4 separate regions of the Homo sapiens genome follow, and all the other regions are linked to region 2. A link is a loop called in an ENCODE intact Hi-C map of the cell type or tissue named here. Cell type or tissue: dorsolateral prefrontal cortex. All regions are shown on one strand. Each heading gives the region's core, and the rest is flanking DNA. Links, peaks and the distances in the headings are about the cores only.

Region 1 (4,513 bases), core at 277-4,276, 150 kb after region 2:
GTACACTGCACGAGGTACTATTGGCCAAAGTCAAGTCGCATATGATCAGTTCACTACAACAGGTTATACAAAAGATCAGACCCCTAATCTCAATAAACTATTTTGCAAAATGGTCAACGGAGATACCAATGCGGAGGAAAGTGTGGATTGAGTGGCAGAAAACCCTTTGCCACTACTGAAAAAAAAAACAAGTCAAAGCAAGCCTATATGACAGGCAGATCATGTTCATGAATACAAATCTAACTTCATTGCCGACTTCCCAGTCTCACAGCAAGACGGCAGTTTACCAACTCTTTAACAGTAATACAAAGAACAGGACAGAAAATATAGTTTCTTTTTTGCATGCTATAGTGATCAAGAATAAAGGATACCTTTAATGTTCAAAGATGAAAACTTCCTTTTGCAACTAATATTGCTCTTATCGCGTGTACACAGAAAAATCATACAACGCTCTGCATTTCTGATAGAGTAATACACACTATCACATCAAATCAAGTATTTATCCAGAACTTAGCGCCTTAGCACTAACGTTCTCCCCTCTCATTATACACAGACCGGAAGGGAAAACCTATTCCTACGTAAATTAGGGCCTAGGAAGAACGCCTCAACACGGGTTTGCACACAATTAAGCAGGCTCAGTGGGTCAATTTCTCAGGCTACAACGCTTGACAGTATCTCGGAGGCACAAAGAGACAGCTGAGGGTTCACTACTGGAAATGACACTTTCCCTCAAATTTGCACAAGTACCCGCGGTAACTACCCTAAATTTTCCCGTGTGACAAACATACATAAGGGGAGAAGGAGGCGGTACTATTTAAAAACTGGGTAATTCCTTATTAGTGCAGATAAAAGACGGTCTTCGAGAGGGAAAAGGTCTATCAAGCAGAAAAGGGGAGGAAAAAAAAAAAGACGTGACAGCATTCTTAAAACAGAAAAAGTTACAGCTCTTTACAGGAGTCAGCCTTAGGACTTCATTCCTTGGTTTTGTGTTTAGTCACTCCAGAGTTAAAAGGATACTGCCCTCCTAGAAAGTCATCCCCGACAAAGAAGCCCTGAGGATCGGCCACCGTAAGACAGAGAAGGAAATGTCTTCAATTCACCAGAGACACCTGCCCAGGTCCCCCTCCTCCCCGTTGTCCCCGACACTTCTCAGTCCCCCGACTCCTCTCGAGACTGCCCGCCACCCCTGGCTCTAGCTCTCCGCTCTCTCAGCCTCGACCCCCTCTGGGAAGCCCCGATCCTGCTCCCTCCGCACCCCGGCCCCCACCAAAGCGGCCGTCGCCCCGGCGGTCCCCCGGGCCCAGACCCCTCGCGCTTGTACGCAAACGATTCTCATGGGCCCGGCGGGCGACGCGGGGAGGCTCTTCAGGGGCAGCCTTTCCCCGACTGCATCCCGCAGGATCCGGGGACTCCCCGCCCCCGGAAACCGCGGAGAAACTAGGCCACGAACGCCAGCCGCGGCCACTCTCCGCCTCCTCGGCGACCCCCCGCGGGCCAGCCACTCGGAACTCAGCCCTCCGGGCTCTACCTGTCCCGCGCCCTCCCAGCCTTGCAGCGCAGGCCCCGCGAGGGCACGGCGCAGGCTTCCTCCGCCAAAGGCCCCGCGCCGCAGCCTCACCTGCTGCCTGCTCCTCTGTCAGCGCAGCCCCGACACGGCTTCTTCCTGGGGCAAGAAAGCACCGGATTCGCGGACTGGGCGCGCTCGGCAGGGCAGGGCGGGGGACTAGCTCCAGCGGCCGCCGCCGCCTCAGTCCGGTCTGCGCCTGCGCCGCCTCGCGGGCAGGGTCTCCGAGGGGCGCCGCCTACAGCCAGGGGCGATGGCCGGAGCGCTGGCCCGCGCGGGTGCCTCCGCGCTGTGAGCCGTCGGACAGTGCGGGCGGCGCGTCGCCTAGGAGCTGCCCGCGGCGCAGCCGTCCCAAGACCTGACCGCCATGTTTCTGTTCCCTTTTTCTCCCCCGCCTTCCGCCCCTTTCCACAAAACAGCACTTTCTTTTCCCCCTCCCTCTCCCTTTCCTCCTGCGGGGGCGGGTGGAAAAGGGCGGGGGGTGGGAGGGAGAAGACGCAGGGAGGAGGGGGGCGGTGCGGTGCTCAGGCCCCTCCCCCGGGGAGGGCCGAGGCCCTGCAGCCACCGCTCCCCTCCCCCGCCCGACCCCTGTGCGACCCCCGCGGGGCGCGGGGTCTGAGCCTTGCGGGCCTCCGATCCCCTCCTCAGCGTTCGCGCGGCCGAGCCTGCAGAAACAGAGCTGGGGAGAAAGCGCTCTGGAGGCCGCTGTGCACCCCTTCCTGCAGGGCTCAGACTGGCGGTGTGATGTGGGTTTATTGCCTTGGCCTGAGGCAGGTGGCGGCTGCTTCTCTCGGAGTTTTCAAAGACAGGGAAAGTGATGCCGAGTGGCTGAAGGTCACTGAGGACAGTGCCGGGAGATACGTGAAGATTCCTTCCCAGGGAAGGAATCTGGAATTCCCACGCATGAGTAGAGGGCTCTAGAGAGACCCGCGCGCTGGCCCTTCCCGAAACCCCTTGGCTCCAGTGCACCATGTGAGTCCCTGGCCGCGCTCGGTGTCTCTCCTTCGGCCCAGATTTGGGGATGGGAATTCCTAATGGAGAAATCGCTCATTTGCATAGTCAGTACCCTCACGCCTCCTAAGTGTAGCCTCATTATCGACACAGACGCCTGCAGAGTCGTTTCTCTATAATGCAAATTTTGCAGGATATTTTTGAACAACGTTTTTGAGTTATCATAGTAAATGAAAAAGCAATTACTAGTTATTTAGGAAGAAGGAAATGGTTTGAAGTAGAGATAACTTTTTTACCTCTGGGGGGAAAAAAAGGCGAATGACTTCAGATTCCATGGCAGGTCAAAATCAGAACTGGTAAGATTTCTGCATATCTGGTGAGTATCCACATAAATAATCATTTTCCTGAAAATTACACTCTCCTTATTTAATCTGTATTTTTGCATAAAAATGTGAGATTATACCTGGGTCATAAATGCACTGCTGTCCATTTATTTCTGAAGTTTATTGCATAGCCATGGATAATTTGAGTTTTATATTCAATAGCAGAAACTATTTTTCTAACCACGTAAGCAGTCAGAATTGATTTCAGAAGAAATGCGCAGCAATAAAAGTTAAGGCTTATTTAATAACAGTTTGGGGCCAATTTGGTCCCCCTGGAAACTATCTTTGACATTGACAATCCGAAGAGCAAAAGTTTAAGAAAGGATCTAATACTTCAAAATTTAGCTTGTGGGCCGGACGCGGTGGTTCACGTCTGTAATCCCAGCACTTTGGGAGGCTGAGGCGGGCGGATCACCTGAGGTCGAGAGTTCCAGACCAGCCTGACCAACATGGAGAAACACTGTCTCTACTAAAAATACAAAATTAGCCGGGCGTGGTGGTGCATGCCTGTAATCCCAGCTACTCGGGAGGCTAAGGCAGGAGAATGGCTTGAACCTGGGAGGCGGAGGTTGCAGAGAGCCGAGATTGCGCCATTGCACTCCAGCCTGGGCAACAAGAGCAAAACTCTGCCTCAGAAAAAAAAAAAAAAAGAAAAAAAAGAAAAGAAACAGTGAAACAAAATTTAGCTTGTGGGCTTCTTTTCCTTCTTTCCCAAAGTCTAAATTAATTAGCAGTTTTAAAGCAATATAAACGAGATTTCTTTCTTTATTTACATATATATTTTTTAATTTTTCCTCATCCCAACTAGAAAAGGAAAGACAAGATTTCTTCGCCCCCTCCTTTTTTTTGGACACAGGATCCCCCCCTCTGTCACCCAGGCTGGAGTGCAGTGGCACAAACAGGGTTCACTGCAGCCTTAACTTCCTGCCACCTCAGCCTCCCGAATAGCTGAGATGGTAGGCCTGTGCCAACCACCCACCCACACCCCACTAATTTTTTGGGGGGGTTAGGGGAAGATATAAAGTCTCACTATATTGCCCAGGCTAGTCTTGAACACCTGAACTCAAGCAATCCTATTACCTCAGCCTCCCAAAACTCTGGGATTACAGATATGAGGCACCGTGCCCAACCAAGACAAGATTTCTTAATGGGTACATTCATTTAATTAGCTCTCAGGGATTCAGAGTTTTTTTTTTTCTCTCTCTCTCTCTTTTTTTATGGCACCCACAGAAATGAAAAATGGATGAGGCCAGTATCTCTCTTCCACTTGACTTGATTTTTCTCACTTTGCAATGGAAGGCTTAGGATTTTCTTTAATTTTTCTCACTATCTTAATCGTCCTATAGATTTACCATAGATTTTTCACTGCCATTTTCCACCAAAAATTTCATAGAATGAACTTGAATGTTTTGGGACTAATTTTTCATGTGAGTTAACTGTTCTCAGATCTGGAAGTTCTTGATTCAGCAACCTTCCCAACTGCATGCTTAGGGGCCCAGAACTGAAATAAGTTCATTTGAAATTTTATATATATATATTTATATATATATATATTTTTTGAGACAGAGGCTTGCTCTATTGCACAGGCTGGAGTGCAATGGCATCGTCTTGGCTC
Region 2 (4,513 bases), core at 171-4,170:
CACATTAAAACATGCTCAACATCATTAGTCATTAGGGAAATGCAAATCAAAACCACAATGAGTCTCAGCTACTCCAGAGGCTGAGACAGGAGGATGCTGGAGGCCAAGAGTTCCAGACCAACAGGATCTCACTTTGAGCAACAAAGCGAGACCCTGTCCCTACAATAAATTTTTAAAAAATTAAAAAAATAACAAGTGTTGGCCATGATTTTGATAAAGTGCGGTCCTCATACATTGCCGGTGGGAATGTAAAATGGTTCAGCTGCTTTGGAATACAGTTTCAGTTTCTCCCTGAGTTGAGAATAGAACTACTATATGACCCAGCAATTTCACTCTTAGGTATATACCTAAAATAATTTAAAACAAGTACTCAAACATAGAAGAACTATTTACAGTAGTTAAAAGGCAGAAACAACCCAAATGTCTATTTATGGAGGAATGGATAAACAAACTGCAGTCTATATCTACACTAGAATATTGAGCCATAAAAGCAGTGAAGTACTGATACATGCTACGACTCAAAAGATTAGAAGACAGATACAAAAGGTCAATATTGTATGATTCCATTTTTATGAAGTAGGTACATCCACTGAGACAGAACACAGATTGGTGGTTGCCAGGCCTGGTCGAAATGGGGAAGGGGCAGCAACTGCTTTAACAGGGTACAGGGTTTTCTTTTAGGATGATGAAAATGTTTTGGAACTGTATCGATAGAGATGGTGGTTGTACAGCATTGTGAATGTACTAAATGCCACTGAATTGTTCACTTTAAAATGACTAGTTATGTCAATTTCACCTCAACAAAAAAATGACACACAGTACTCAGATTTTAAAAAGCATCATTTCACCAAGATTCCATGAATTAATGTGAGATGATCAAAGAGGATTCAGTAGAATCGTTCAACTTCGAATGTAAAACAGTCCTAAACTCAAACCTTTGTGACACTAAAGTGGGGAGATGGTATGTGATAGTTTTAGATAGTAAAAATTATTCTTGTTTACTTGGTCTCGAACTCGAACTTTTTTGAGGCGGAGTCTCTCTCTGTCGCCTGGGCTGCAGTGCAGTGGTGCGATCTGGACTCATTGCAACCTCCGCCTCTTGGGCTCAAGCGATTGTCGTGCCTCAGCCTCCCTAGTAACTGGGACTACAGTCGCCCCCCACCACGCCTGGCTATTTTACCTATTTTTGGCTATTTTACCTATTTTTATTAGAGACGGAGTTTCGCCATGTTGGCCAGGCTGGTCTCGAACTCCTGACCTAAGATGATCCGCCCGCCTCGGCCTCCCAAAGTGCTGGGATTACAGGCGTGAGCCACCGCGCCCGGCCTTGCCCTCCTATTTTGGTACCGTCAGATGCAAAGTGCCTGGGACAGAAGTGGGGCTCCGCTGGCGCCCAGCTCCAAAACCCAGGCAGCGTGGAAAAGACTAGACAGGGAAGGGGTTAGCCCTCAGAATTACACGCGGGTTTGCCTTACCAGACTACCACCACTGGCACAACCTCAGACCCACACCCAACCGACTTTACCTCCCAGGCCCTGATTAATCTCGCCCGGAAGTACCGCCCACCCATGCTCACTTCCGCTATCCCGTACTTCTGCTCATCTCGCGAGAACTGAAAGCGCCTATGTGACCTGCGCTAAGCGGAAGTTGGCCCTCTTTTCCGTGGCGCCTCGGAGGCGTTCAGCTGCTTCAAGATGAAGGTAGGTGATGGTGGCGAGTGTTAGACTGGGTTTGGGGAACGTGAATCGAGTCCCAGAACGCGGCATTGCCTCAGTTCCAGCACTCCAGGATCCTGGCTTTAGGTGGAGAAGGGTCTCAAGTAGGAGAAGGCTCGCCTTTCTGGGGCATGGAGCTTTTTGGCCGAACGGATGGCAGGCGATTGCGGCTGGAGCCGCGGCGGGCCGGGAGCGCCATGGTGGCGTCCCCGCGCCCAGCCGGGACGGATGCGGCGTGTTGCCCAGTTTGCGGCAGGCCTGTGGTGCGGCTCTTGACCCCGGCTTTCTTGCTTCGGGAGGGTGAACGGCTGCGGAGTGCCCTCGCCCCCAGAGTCATTCCGCGGGGCTTGAGGGGAAAACGTCCTGCTGAGTGCGGCGCTTCTTGACTGCTACTCTGCTTTCACGTGCTTTTAGTGAGTACAGTCGGCATCTTATATTTCCTGCTTGTGTGGAGGCAACATGAAAGGCTTTTTGCAGTGGAATTAACTTTGTAGATGGCTCTACAATTACCTGTATAGATAGTTTCGTAAACTATTTCCCCCCTTTTAATCCTTAGCTGAACATCTCCTTCCCAGCCACTGGCTGCCAGAAACTCATTGAAGTGGACGATGAACGCAAACTTCGTACTTTCTATGAGAAGCGTATGGCCACAGAAGTTGCTGCTGACGCTCTGGGTGAAGAATGGAAGGTAAAAGTTGACAAATTGTTGCAGGTATTTAAGTCAGAGACGGTAAACGCCATTGGTAACTGGTATTTGGAATGGGGTTCAGACTCCGGGTTCTGGCTTCTGACCTTTGGTAAGTTGCTTCCGAATGCCACTTTATAAAGTTAGAGGTATTACCTTGGAGGGGGGGACGTAGAGTAAGCCATAAAATATACGTAAAGTTTACATCAACATAATTCTTGCCCTGCATCATGCATTTGGCAATATGTCACATAGCTGTCCTCATAATCCCCAAAGTGCCAAAAAGGGTTGTATCTGATTTGTTTGTTGCTGTTTGATATTTTATCTTCTTAGTGCTGTTATCTCTAATAAAACATCGGTTAGAAATGCGACTTGAAAGACATTTGATAATTGAACTTGACAAGTTGGGAATATAGACAAAACTCACTGAACAGAGAAAACGTGCTTAAGTTCAAATTGGTTTTCATAATTATACTTTCTCATATAGGTGTGTTCACAGAGGTCACAATCCTGTACTGTATAATTTTGGAATAGAAATAGTAAATGTGTCATTCATTGTATGCTCTTGCAGGGTTATGTGGTCCGAATCAGTGGTGGGAACGACAAACAAGGTTTCCCCATGAAGCAGGGTGTCTTGACCCATGGCCGTGTCCGCCTGCTACTGAGTAAGGGGCATTCCTGTTACAGACCAAGGAGAACTGGAGAAAGAAAGAGAAAATCAGTTCGTGGTTGCATTGTGGATGCAAATCTGAGCGTTCTCAACTTGGTTATTGTAAAAAAAGGTGAGGGTTACTTGTGTTCAATTTTCGTTGAAATTGATTTAAAGCCAGTTGTCCAAATGCTTATTCATTTGCAGTATCCAGACTTACAGACCAATGGATTTGTTTCTCTACCATCAATTCAACATTAAACATTCTGATTTAGGATTCTTAAGGAAGTTGTTGAATTAAAATCTCTTCAACTGTTTCTTCTAAGGAGAGAAGGATATTCCTGGACTGACTGATACTACAGTGCCTCGCCGCCTGGGCCCCAAAAGAGCTAGCAGAATCCGCAAACTTTTCAATCTCTCTAAAGAAGATGATGTCCGCCAGTATGTTGTAAGAAAGCCCTTAAATAAAGAAGGTAGGAGGGATTATGCAATTAGGGCTTGCTTAATTTTGGTAATTTGTCTATCATTTTGTGTGCATATCAGAAGATAAATATGTGCCTTTGGAAGGCCTTAGCACTATTCACTTGGAGTTTTTACAGAAAATATTTGGGGGTGGCCAGCATACCCAGTTGGTGTTAATCCTTGCTTATTATATCCAGTGCCTTGTAGAGTGCAGTAATTTCGTTGAAAATCTGCTTGTGAATCTTTGATGTATACATTATCCAAAAATAACCTGACTTTAAGGTCATTGCTATCTGGTTTAGGAGTCACATGTTTGAGAATTCTGGGACTATTAGCACCACACACTTTGTAATTTTATATCAGATGTTCTAAATTATTAATATTTTTTAAGAGATGAGGTCACACTGTTGCCCAGGCTGGTCTTGAACCCTTGAGCTCAAGTGATGCTCCCACTTTGGCTTCCCAAAGTGCTGGGATTATGGGCGTGAGCCACCACACCCAGCCCAAAATTATTTTTTGGCTTACAAAAGAAGTTGCTTTAAACTTCTGTTTCATCTGTAGGATATGGATAACAATAGTTAAGAGTTGTGAGAATTAGAAGTTAGAGACCTTACTCAGAATACTAGGGAGCAGGTGTTAGGGATTTTGGAGCTTTACCTTTTAAGAACTTTTGTCCATATAGTAGACAACATACTCACCAGTGAGGACCTCAAATAGCAATATTTCTGTGGTGAAATTTGGGGATATTTATGTTAAATAAACAGCATGTCAGTCAAGGTTGGGTTTTCCTGACAAAATTTGAAAGAATTTCTCTGGATTTTGGTTTTCAGGACTGGTGTGACTTAACATACATGGCATAGATAGTATACGTCTGTTAAGTCAGTAATTACACTTACTTGAGCACAGGTACTGTTCAAGGTGCTGAGAATACAGTATAGACAAATTCCTACCCTTATGAAGCTGATGTTGCAAAAAAAAAAAAAAAAGCAATTGACAAATAGG
Region 3 (4,439 bases), core at 1-4,000, 330 kb after region 2:
TGTTGAATTTAATCCTTTTAAACATCCTATCAAGTGGTTTTTTATTGTTGTTTTTGAGATAGGGTCTTGCTTTGTCACCCAAACTGGAGGCCAGTGACACAATTATGCCTCACTGCAGCCTCTACCTCCTGGACTCAAGCAATCCTCTCTCCTCAGCCTCCCAAGCAGCTAGGACTGTAGGCACGCACCACTACGCCTAGCTAATGAAAAAAAATTTTTTTTTGTAGAGAGAGGGTCTCTCTATATTGCCCAGGCTGGTCTCGAACTCCTGATCTCAGGTGATCCTCCCACTTCAGCCTTCCAAAGTGCTGGAATTACAGGTGTGAGCCACCACGACTGGCTATAAAGTAGTATTCTGACCCACATTTTACCAATGAGGAAACAAGTGTAATGAAATTAAGTATTTGCCCATGTTCACAGAGCTAGTAAGTGAAGGGACCAGAATACTAACTCAGGTGGTCTAGCTTCAGTCCATAGCATAAGCGCTTCTACAGCTGTTACCAAACATCACTAAAGTGCTGGGGGCTAAATTCACAGAATCAAATTTGCCAGTCAAGCAATACTTGTGGGCAGTCAGAATTTTTAGATTTGCATATTAAGCACTTTCAAGTTATTTCAAATAAGGACATGTTTTAAATTGCTAACACGTTTATTCATGAATGAAGCCAAGAAGAATTTATAAATGCATTTTAATACCTTGCTGATAAAATAGTAACATTCCGTCTTTGCAATCTGATACGGAATACAGGAAGATACTGGTAAAGGCTTTGATGTGCATATCTATCATAACCAGGTAATGAGAACACACACGAACCACCTACTTTAGTGTTACACCATACCAACTTCTCAGAAAGGTCAGCTTCAAGCTCTACTGGGTAGCTGAGTAAATAGCGTCCAATGTTTAAAGACTGGGGAAGCGGGGAGAAAGATGAAAGGAGTAAGCAGCACACACTTCAAAGCCCACTTTTAAGCACACGACATTATGAATATTAAAAATAAAGGATGCAAACAAAAAAGGCAATTCAGCATTTTCAGAAAGAGCATTTGGCAATATTCAACGCATAAGGAGACTGTGCTTGGGGCCATCCACTCTCTCCAGCTTCTCAAAGTGTTTCCGGGCATTGCGAATGTTGATCAGAGTGGCCGCAGAAGGGATCGACGGATCTGACATGACCACCATCACGTACGTATTTGAGGTGAAGATGTCGATGAAAGCAGCGAAGTTGGAATTCCTAACTTCCATGCTCTGGAAGGAAGCGGCCAATTTACTGCAGCTCAGCTTGAACTGTTTGATGATGTTGCTGATCTTCTCAAACCGGTGGACGTCGCGCTGCTCTTTGCACTGGTAGTGGGAAATAACCAAGAATGTAGCTCTTTCGAACAGCAGAACTTCATCGGCCTCAATGATTTGGGCAAAATTCCTGAGGTTCATCTCCAGCTGCTGAACGTTGGGAATCAGCTGGTAGACGATGCTGGACCAGGCTTTGTAGAGCGTCTCATCCCAGATGGACGTTCGAAAACAAGCACACTCCAGCGGGCGAGACAGACGCCTCAGGTCTTCCTCTCGCTCTTTAAAAATCAGGTCACGCTGATCCTCCTGAACCAGATCCATTTTGTGCACCAGGCAGAAGATTTTGGCGTCAGGAGAGTTCTGGAGGATGGCCTCCAGACACGACTGGTAATAATGCATGTCCTTTTCCAGTTCGCGGCTCTCCACGTCAAACACGTAAATCAAAACTTCCACGTTACGGAAGATATTGTCTCGCTGGCTGGTGAAGTAATTTTCCATGAAGGTGTCCTGACCGCCACAGTCCCACAGGTTCAGCACCAGGTTCCCTAGGAATCGGACGTGGGAGTGTTCCACGTCAATGGTGGCCCCCAGGCGCCGGGTGTCGCGAGCAATGTAATTGGCGAAGATTATCGACCTCATGCTGGTCTTCCCCGACCCGCTCTTCCCCATCAGCAGCACCTTTTTCTTCATGGCTGTATTTGGCATCACCCGCCGGGGCACCGCGGACTGGGCCTGAGGGCGCGGCCTACACGCAGCGCCGAGGGAGGGGTCGGGGGCTGCCGGGGACTCGCAGGCCGCGCCTCGCTCCGCTCCGCCGCGCAGCTGGGCAGGCAGGAGAGTCGAGAGCGCGAACCCGGGGCTGGAGAGGCCGCGGACGGGCTGGCTCTTACTCAGATGGGAGCGCCCGCGGCTGTCAGTGGCAACGGCTCGGGAGATACGCTCGCTTTCCGGGAGGGAGCCGCTGCGTCCCCGCCACCACCCACTTCCGGCGGCGATCTCGCGAGAGCTCCCTCGCTCCGCCCTCCGTGCCCGACGAGCCTTGAAAAGCCGCTGCTCTAATGAAACCTAACCGGGGCGGCGTGAGCCCTAAGATGGAAGGGAAGCTCGAGGACTTCGGTCTTTTGTTCTGTTGCAGCTGGGTTTGCTGTTGCTAGGGGTACGTGTGTGGTTGGCCGGGGGAAATGCTGCCCTCTCGTGGCCAAAAAAAGCCCCAACCGCCACCACCACCGCAACTGGCTTTAGGAGCGAGGTGTGTCGGGCCGGTTTCCGCAGGGGCAGCCGACTGGTGAAGTGGAGGGAAAGCCTAACTTCCCAGTCCGCTTAGGCCTCCCCAGCTTGCCCGGCCCAGTGAGTACAAGGGCAGGGCAGATGGAGACTGTGCAGGCGCGGAAAGTGAGACTTGTAGGCAAGCGATTGCCTGTTGCTGCGCAGCTAGGTAATAGCAAGTCCCTCCTAGGAGACATCCTGGCTTCCAGTGGGTGCTTTTAATTCCTTTCTCACATCTGCTTTTCCGTAATCTCAGACTTTAGAATTTATAATTAGAATTCCAAAGCTCGAGGAAATGATAATGTGGAATCCCAGGCATTAGTTCCATCCTCACAGTAACCCTGTGAATTAATAACCCTATTTTCAAGTTAGGGAATCAAAGGTTAGAGAGGTTAAGTCACTTGACCAAGTTACACAGATACTAAATGATGAAATGGAATTTGGTTTTAGACAATCTTGCTGCGGTCTATTTGCCTAACAATAGGCTACCCTGTGCCCCTCTCAAAGCATAATATGATTCTGCTCTTGGTCTTCAAGTAGATGAGTGAATCAGTGTCGCCAGTATCGTTCATACAGAATGAATGAGAGTCATCAGGATACTGAAGCCTCTGTATCTACCTTAAAGTCCTTTTTTTTTCTTTTGAGACGGAGTCTCACTCTGTTGCCCAGGCTGGAGTGCAGTGGCGCGATCTCAGCTCACTGCAACCTACGCCTCCTGAGTTCAAGCGATTCTCCTGCCTCAGTCCCCCAAATAGCTGGGATTGTGGGCACCTGCCACCACGCCCGGCTAATTTTTGTATTTTTAGTGGAGACGGGGTTTCACTATGTTGGCCAGGCTGGTCTGGAACTCAAGCCAGCCACCTGCCTCGGCCTCCTAAAGTGTGGGATTACAGGCGTGAGCCACCGTGCCTGGCCTAAAGCCCTTATCAAAGTGTATACTGTACTGTACAAATTCAGGTATTCCATTCTTTCATTTATTCAAAAAATATTTTAATTCCTACTGTTAACGTGTGCAGTAAAAGAAGTTCAAAAATGGCCTTTGCTGTAGTTTATGGAAATCATAGAGTGAAATTCCATAATACAATATAGTATGTGGAAAATCTCCTCTCAATGTATTCAGTTTCATCTCCTTGGTGCTACCTCTTCTGGAGCCTTCTTATCTGATCGCCTTTCACCACCATTCTGGGGTTTCCCTTCCCCGTTCTTTCGAGTTGGGTATTCTTTTTCCTGATTTCACATCTTCTCATTTTTGGCTCATTTGGTGGAACACATGTTCCAATAGTTTCCAGATAAAAAGTATGAGGAGAGTAAAAATTTCAAGAGATTGGATGTCTGAAAATTTCTTTGTTTTTACCCTCACACTTGATTGGTTGGACATAATTTTTCCTCAGAGTCTTGGAGGCATTGCTCTGTTGCTCCATCGTCTTTTAGCAGCCAGTAGTCTGATGCCTGCTTCTTGGTTTTGATCTATTCTTTCCTCTCTAAAAACATATTCGAAATTTTCTTATTCTAGTGTTCTGAAACTTAATGATAATTGGCATTGTTGAGCCCAAATTTGCATTGTACTGGACTCTCCAATGTGTCTTTTAATTTGGAAACCATGCCCTTGAATTCTAAACAATGTTCTTGAATTGTTTGATGATGTATTTCCTCTATTCTGTCATGTGAATACTCCTAAGGTCTGGATATCACATTTTACGGAGTCTCCTCTAATGTATTTTTTTTCTTTTTTTTGGAGACAGAGTCTCACTCTGTTGCCCATGCTAGAGTGTAGTTGCACGATCTTGGCTCACTGCAACCTCCACCTCCTGGGTTCAAGAGATTCTCTTGCTTCAGCCTCCCAAGTAGCTGGGACTACAGGCCTCCACCACCATGCCTGGCT
Region 4 (4,513 bases), core at 393-4,392, 85 kb before region 2:
TCTCCCAGGCTGGAGTGCAGCTCACTGCAGCCTCCACCTCCTGGGTTCAAGTGATTCTCCCGCCTCAGCCTCCGAAGTAGCTGGGATTAAAGGCGTGTGTTACTACACCCGGCTAATATTTCTGTATTTTTAGTAGAGATGGGGTTTTGCCATGTTAGCCAGGCTGGCCTCCAACTCCTGACCTCCAGTGATCCACCCACCTCGGCCTCCCAAAGTGCTGGGATTACAGGCACGAGACACTGCGCCCGGCCGAAAAAAACAAGTTTAATTTTATTTCTCTATCACCTAGGCAGTGCAAGATTGGTATGACAATTGCACAGAACTTTCTGGAACCCAAACTCCTTCCTGTCCATCACTCCATCATCCCAGGGGTATGATGCTCATCCTTGTGTCCCAAGTTGGCAACCAGAGCTCCAGCCATCACATCCACGTTCCAGGAAGCAGAGTAGAGGAGGGCAACAAATAAAAGGAGCAAATGGAGATACTGTTTTTTAAAGAAAGTTCCCTGAAAGGTGCCATATACCACTTCTATACATGTCTTCAGACAGAACTGGTTGGAAAAACAAAAAAAGATGAAAAATGGAGACTTTTATTCCAGGCAGCCAACTTTCCAGCTAAATATTGGAGCTTCTATTACAAAGGAAGAAAGAGGAAGTGATATTAGAGTAAGAAATTGAAAATCTCTGCCACAAAAGAATTATTTTTTTAATCCTCATAACAGCCTATGAAATAACTTCTGTTATTATCTCCATTTTACAGATGAGAAAATTGAGGCTTAGAGAAGATTTTTGTGGAAGATTTTTGTGGGTTTTTGTTTTGTTTTGAGACAGGGTCTCACTCTGTCACCCAAGCTGAAGTTGCAGTGGTGCCATCATGGCTCACTACAGCCTTGGCCTCCTGGGCTCAAGCAATCCTCCCACCCAAGTCTTCCAAGTACCTGGGACCACAGGCACATGCCACCCCACTCGGCTTATTTTTGTACTTTTTGTAGAGACAGGGTCTCACCAAGTTGCCCAGGCTAGCCTCAAATTCCTGGCCTCAAGTGATCCTCCTACCATGGCCTCCCAAAGTGCTGGGATTACAGGTGTGAACCATAGTGCCCGGCCAAGAGAAGATTCTTGACCAAAGTCTATACTCAAAAGCCCTGACCAACATCTCACTGAAAGTTATGAGAGACTCTGAGGCAGAACTGCCCAGCCAAGCTGCTCCCAAATTCCTGACCCAGAGAAACTGAGAGACTATTTATTTTTGTTTCAAGCCACTAAGTTTCAGGGTCATTTATTAGGCAGCCACTCATCTAGTTTATGGTGTGTGCCCTCCAGGGGGACTGCATTTTAATAGGGGACTCAGAGAGGCTGCCCATGGAGCAGTAAAAGCTCTAGGCTGGAAGTCAGGACACCTGGGCCTGGTCTTCTACCTCATAAAAGCTACGCAGCCCTGGAAGACACGCTTCAGGGCTCTGAATGTCAGTGTTCTCATCGTAAACACTTCTTTAAGGGAAGGGGCAGGTGTTGAACTAGACACCCTCTAGGATCGCTTCCAGCTTTCATGTTCTAACTGTTGGAAGAGAGAAACTGGGAGCAGAGCGCAGCACCCCCGGCCAGGCCAGCAGCTACTTTCTCCCCAGCTCGCAGGCTGCAGCCGAGGCCACAGGAGGAAAGGAGGCCCCTGGCCCTTTCCTCGGTTGAACCCAGGCTCTTCACCCCCGGAGTCGGCCTGTGACCCTTTCAATTTGGTGGGTAGAAATCTCCGGGAAGAGGCTGTACAAGTCACAATACAACCCCTCTGGAAAAGACGTGAGGCTTAACCCATAAGCAGCAATGGAAAAGGAAAGCTACAATCTCTAAATCAGTGGTTCTCAACCAGGAACAACTCCCGGCTCTCCTCGCCAGATATATGACATTTGACAATGTTTGGGACACTTTAGGTTGTCACAACTGGAAGGGTAGGTGCTACTGGCATCTATACTGCTGAACTCCTTCGCTCGCTCACTCTCTCATCCACACCCATATACCCACACATACCCCAAGTCGCTTGTCTCTGTGGAGGCTTGCCCCAGTTTCTCAGTAGCTCTGGTGGATCTGGGGGTTAGGGATCTAGACCGTCAAGGGGCCAACCAAACTGAAACCTGGAGTGGAGTCACCAAGAGGCAGAGCCCAGTGGGCCTGAAACATACACACTTTCAGGGAATCTCGTATAGATATATGCATGAACACGGCCTTGGGGTGGCAGAAGCGTTAGCGTTATCAGCTTTGGGGTAAATCCATTCTCTGGAACCTTGGCTTTAAAGAGCTCCCGCAAAGCGCAGAGCTTTCCTCTGGGGGCGCATTTCTGCAGCCCAGAGTCAGCACGGTCCGCTCACCTGGAAACATGCCCGGCGGCGAGTATAGGCAGGCACGCAAGAACTCTCTCCTGCCTGCGTGGGAGGCAAAAGCCGCCCTGGCCGCCCCCGCCGCAGCCCTGCGCCCCGCGCCCCGCGCCCGCCAGCCCCTAGTCCCACAGCCACGCGCCTTCTAGTCCCACACCCCCGAGCCCCGCAGCCCCGCGCCCTTCAGCCCACCGCGCTCTCGCCCGGCAGCACTGCCCCCTGGTGGGCGCCCGGAGCAGCGCCCGCCCGCTCCTCGGACACCCAGGCCGAGCTGCTCCCAGTCCGCTCCAGACACTACACTCATCGGGCTCCGCTCCCCACGCCCGCATCTCCCAACTGCCAGCCGTAGGACCAAGCAGAAGTGCATCCCTGACCTTCCTGTGGTCCCAGCGGACAATGGCCAAGACACCACACTCACAATGTGTCTTGCAGGTCATAGCTCCCCTTTCTGATATTTTCAACTCATGGGTATGGCTCCTGTTGGCTTCTTTCACGCTTGCTCTGCACAAAAATACGCACACACTCACACTCACACGCACACACACACACTCCTCAGTACTCCTGACATCCAACCAGGTGCCGTGGACAGAAGAGCCATCATCTGCCCAGCGGTCTGGCAGCCTGGAGACCTTTCCCCTGGCCTAGTGCTCGCTGCCCGTCAGGTATCAGTTTGGACGCCGCATTCCAATCCAGGAAGCCTTCCTCACCCGGGCAAGGTATTCTCACCACACCCCAAAACTCTTTTGCTCTAAGGCAGGGGTCTCCACACCCCAGGCCGCAGACCAGTACCCCTTTGTGGCCTGTTAGGAACCGGGCTGCACAGACGGAGGTGAGCCCCGGGGCGAAGGCAAGCATGACCGCCTGAGCTCCACCTCCTGTCAGATCAGCAGTGGCATTCGATTCTCATAGGAGTGTGAACCCTGTTGTAAACTGCGTATGGGAGGGATCTAGGTTGCATGTTCCTTATGAGAATCTAATGCCTGATGATCTGTCACTGTCTCCCATCATCCCCAGATGAGACCACCTAGTTGCAGGAAAACAAGCTAAGGGCTCCCACTGATTCTACATTATGGTGAGTTGTAATTATTTCATTACATATTACAATGTAATAATAATTATTATTCTTATATTACAATAATTATTTCATTATACGTTACAATGTAATAATAATAGAAATAAAGTGCACAATAAATGTAATGAGCTTGAACCATCTGAAACCATTCTCCACCTCACACTCCCAGCCCTTTCCAGTCTGTGGAAAAAAGTGTCTTCCATGAAACCGGTCCCTGGTGTCAAAAAGGTTGGAGACCGCTGCTCTACGGATTGATTGGTTGGTAAATTGATGTTTGGATTCAGTCTCCCAGGCCCTGGGTTTGTCTCTGGGAATACAAAGATGAGGAGGCCAGGCGGTGCGGGTAGGGAGAGGCCAGACTGGATGGCTTTATCCCACCAGACATCCTAAGATTTGGGAAGAGAACAGGTTTTCTTCCAAGTGAACCCCCAGGCCAGCTTCCTAAAACCTCCTCTTTCCTAGCTCAGCCCACACCCCTCTCCTCCTTAGTGCTGCCTCCCTTCACTGCTTCTCGGGGTATTTTCCACAGCTGGTTGTAGATAGCGGTACCCCTCCCCGCCTCGGAGGGAGGGCATGAAAAGGTATTACAGGAAATTTCACCAGGGACCATGGGAGAGAAAGAGGAAGCCCTGGGCATGTGTGTGCCAGCACTTGTCAGTGTGCACCTATGTGTGCATACAAGGTGCGTGCACACACGGGAGGAGTCTAGAGGTTCCACAACGCTAAATCCATTCTGGCGGTTTTAGCTAAAAGTGGGGAGGGGATTCCACATTCCTGGCACATGACAGTGTAGTGAGTGGTTCAAATAACGTTTGCCCAAAATTCACCTTCACCCAGAATCTCAGTATGTGACCTTATTTGGCAATGGGGTCTTTGCAGATGTCATTAGTTAAGATGAGGTCATACTGGATTAGGGTGGGCCCTAAGTTCAATGACTGATGTCTTTGTAAGATAAAGGAGAAACTTAGACACAAGGCCACAGGGACACAAGGAAGAAGCCCCATGACAGTGGAAGGAGAGACATGGAGCAGATTCTTGCTCAGAGCCTCCAAAAGGAGCCAACCCTGCCCACA

Evidence for each region. Hi-C counts contacts between places; a loop is a spot of excess contacts. Peaks named below come from ENCODE experiments on the same cell type or tissue, not always from the same donor. Only the 100,000 strongest peaks of a DNase experiment are listed, where the experiment ranks them.
Region 1: a loop joins it to region 2, with 6 times the contacts of the local background. A loop is called at or near these places in 35 of 110 quality-filtered maps.
Region 3: it touches region 2 in a loop (21-fold over the local background); 28 of 110 quality-filtered maps call a loop at or near these places.
Region 4: a loop joins it to region 2, with 4 times the contacts of the local background. A loop is called at or near these places in 69 of 110 quality-filtered maps.

The regions. Positions count from the first base shown.
Region 1 is chr9:19,227,939-19,232,451 of GRCh38, reverse strand. It overlaps DENND4C (DENN domain containing 4C), which reads right to left and starts at 1,759. Exons shown (of 33, transcript NM_001330640.2): 1 at 1,619-1,759. RefSeq lists silencers at 1,212-1,351, 1,572-1,941, 2,022-2,321 and enhancers at 955-1,460, 1,461-1,967, 2,352-2,601. In dorsolateral prefrontal cortex, for the core only: a CTCF peak has its summit at 1,808; DNase peaks (open chromatin) are centred at 1,841 and 2,241; H3K4me3 peaks cover 2,782 bases; H3K27ac peaks cover 2,570 bases.
Region 2 is chr9:19,377,377-19,381,889 of GRCh38, reverse strand. RPS6 (ribosomal protein S6) reads left to right here and starts at 1,654. Exons shown (of 6, transcript NM_001010.3): 1 at 1,654-1,700; 2 at 2,272-2,403; 3 at 2,972-3,182; 4 at 3,376-3,522. The coding sequence starts at 1,695. RefSeq lists an enhancer at 1,140-2,339. In dorsolateral prefrontal cortex, for the core only: CTCF peaks have their summits at 1,496 and 1,700; a DNase peak (open chromatin) is centred at 1,609; H3K4me3 peaks cover 3,595 bases; H3K27ac peaks cover 3,355 bases.
Region 3 is chr9:19,047,217-19,051,655 of GRCh38, reverse strand. It overlaps RRAGA (Ras related GTP binding A), which reads right to left and starts at 2,229. Exons shown (of 1, transcript NM_006570.5): 1 at 631-2,229. The coding sequence starts at 1,996. The coding sequence ends at 1,055. It also overlaps a transcript of SAXO1 not described here. RefSeq lists a silencer at 1,971-2,160 and an enhancer at 1,768-2,289. In dorsolateral prefrontal cortex, for the core only: CTCF peaks have their summits at 2,281 and 2,480 (motif pointing left); DNase peaks (open chromatin) are centred at 1,925 and 2,335; H3K4me3 peaks cover 3,317 bases; H3K27ac peaks cover 2,931 bases.
Region 4 is chr9:19,462,925-19,467,437 of GRCh38, reverse strand. It overlaps MAP1LC3BP1 (microtubule associated protein 1 light chain 3 beta pseudogene 1), which reads left to right and starts at 4,049. Exons shown (of 2, transcript XM_047424278.1): 1 at 4,049-4,122. The coding sequence starts at 4,049. RefSeq lists a silencer at 2,234-2,693. In dorsolateral prefrontal cortex, for the core only: CTCF peaks have their summits at 2,379 and 2,580 (motif pointing left); DNase peaks (open chromatin) are centred at 2,357 and 2,607; H3K4me3 peaks cover 972 bases; H3K27ac peaks cover 2,064 bases.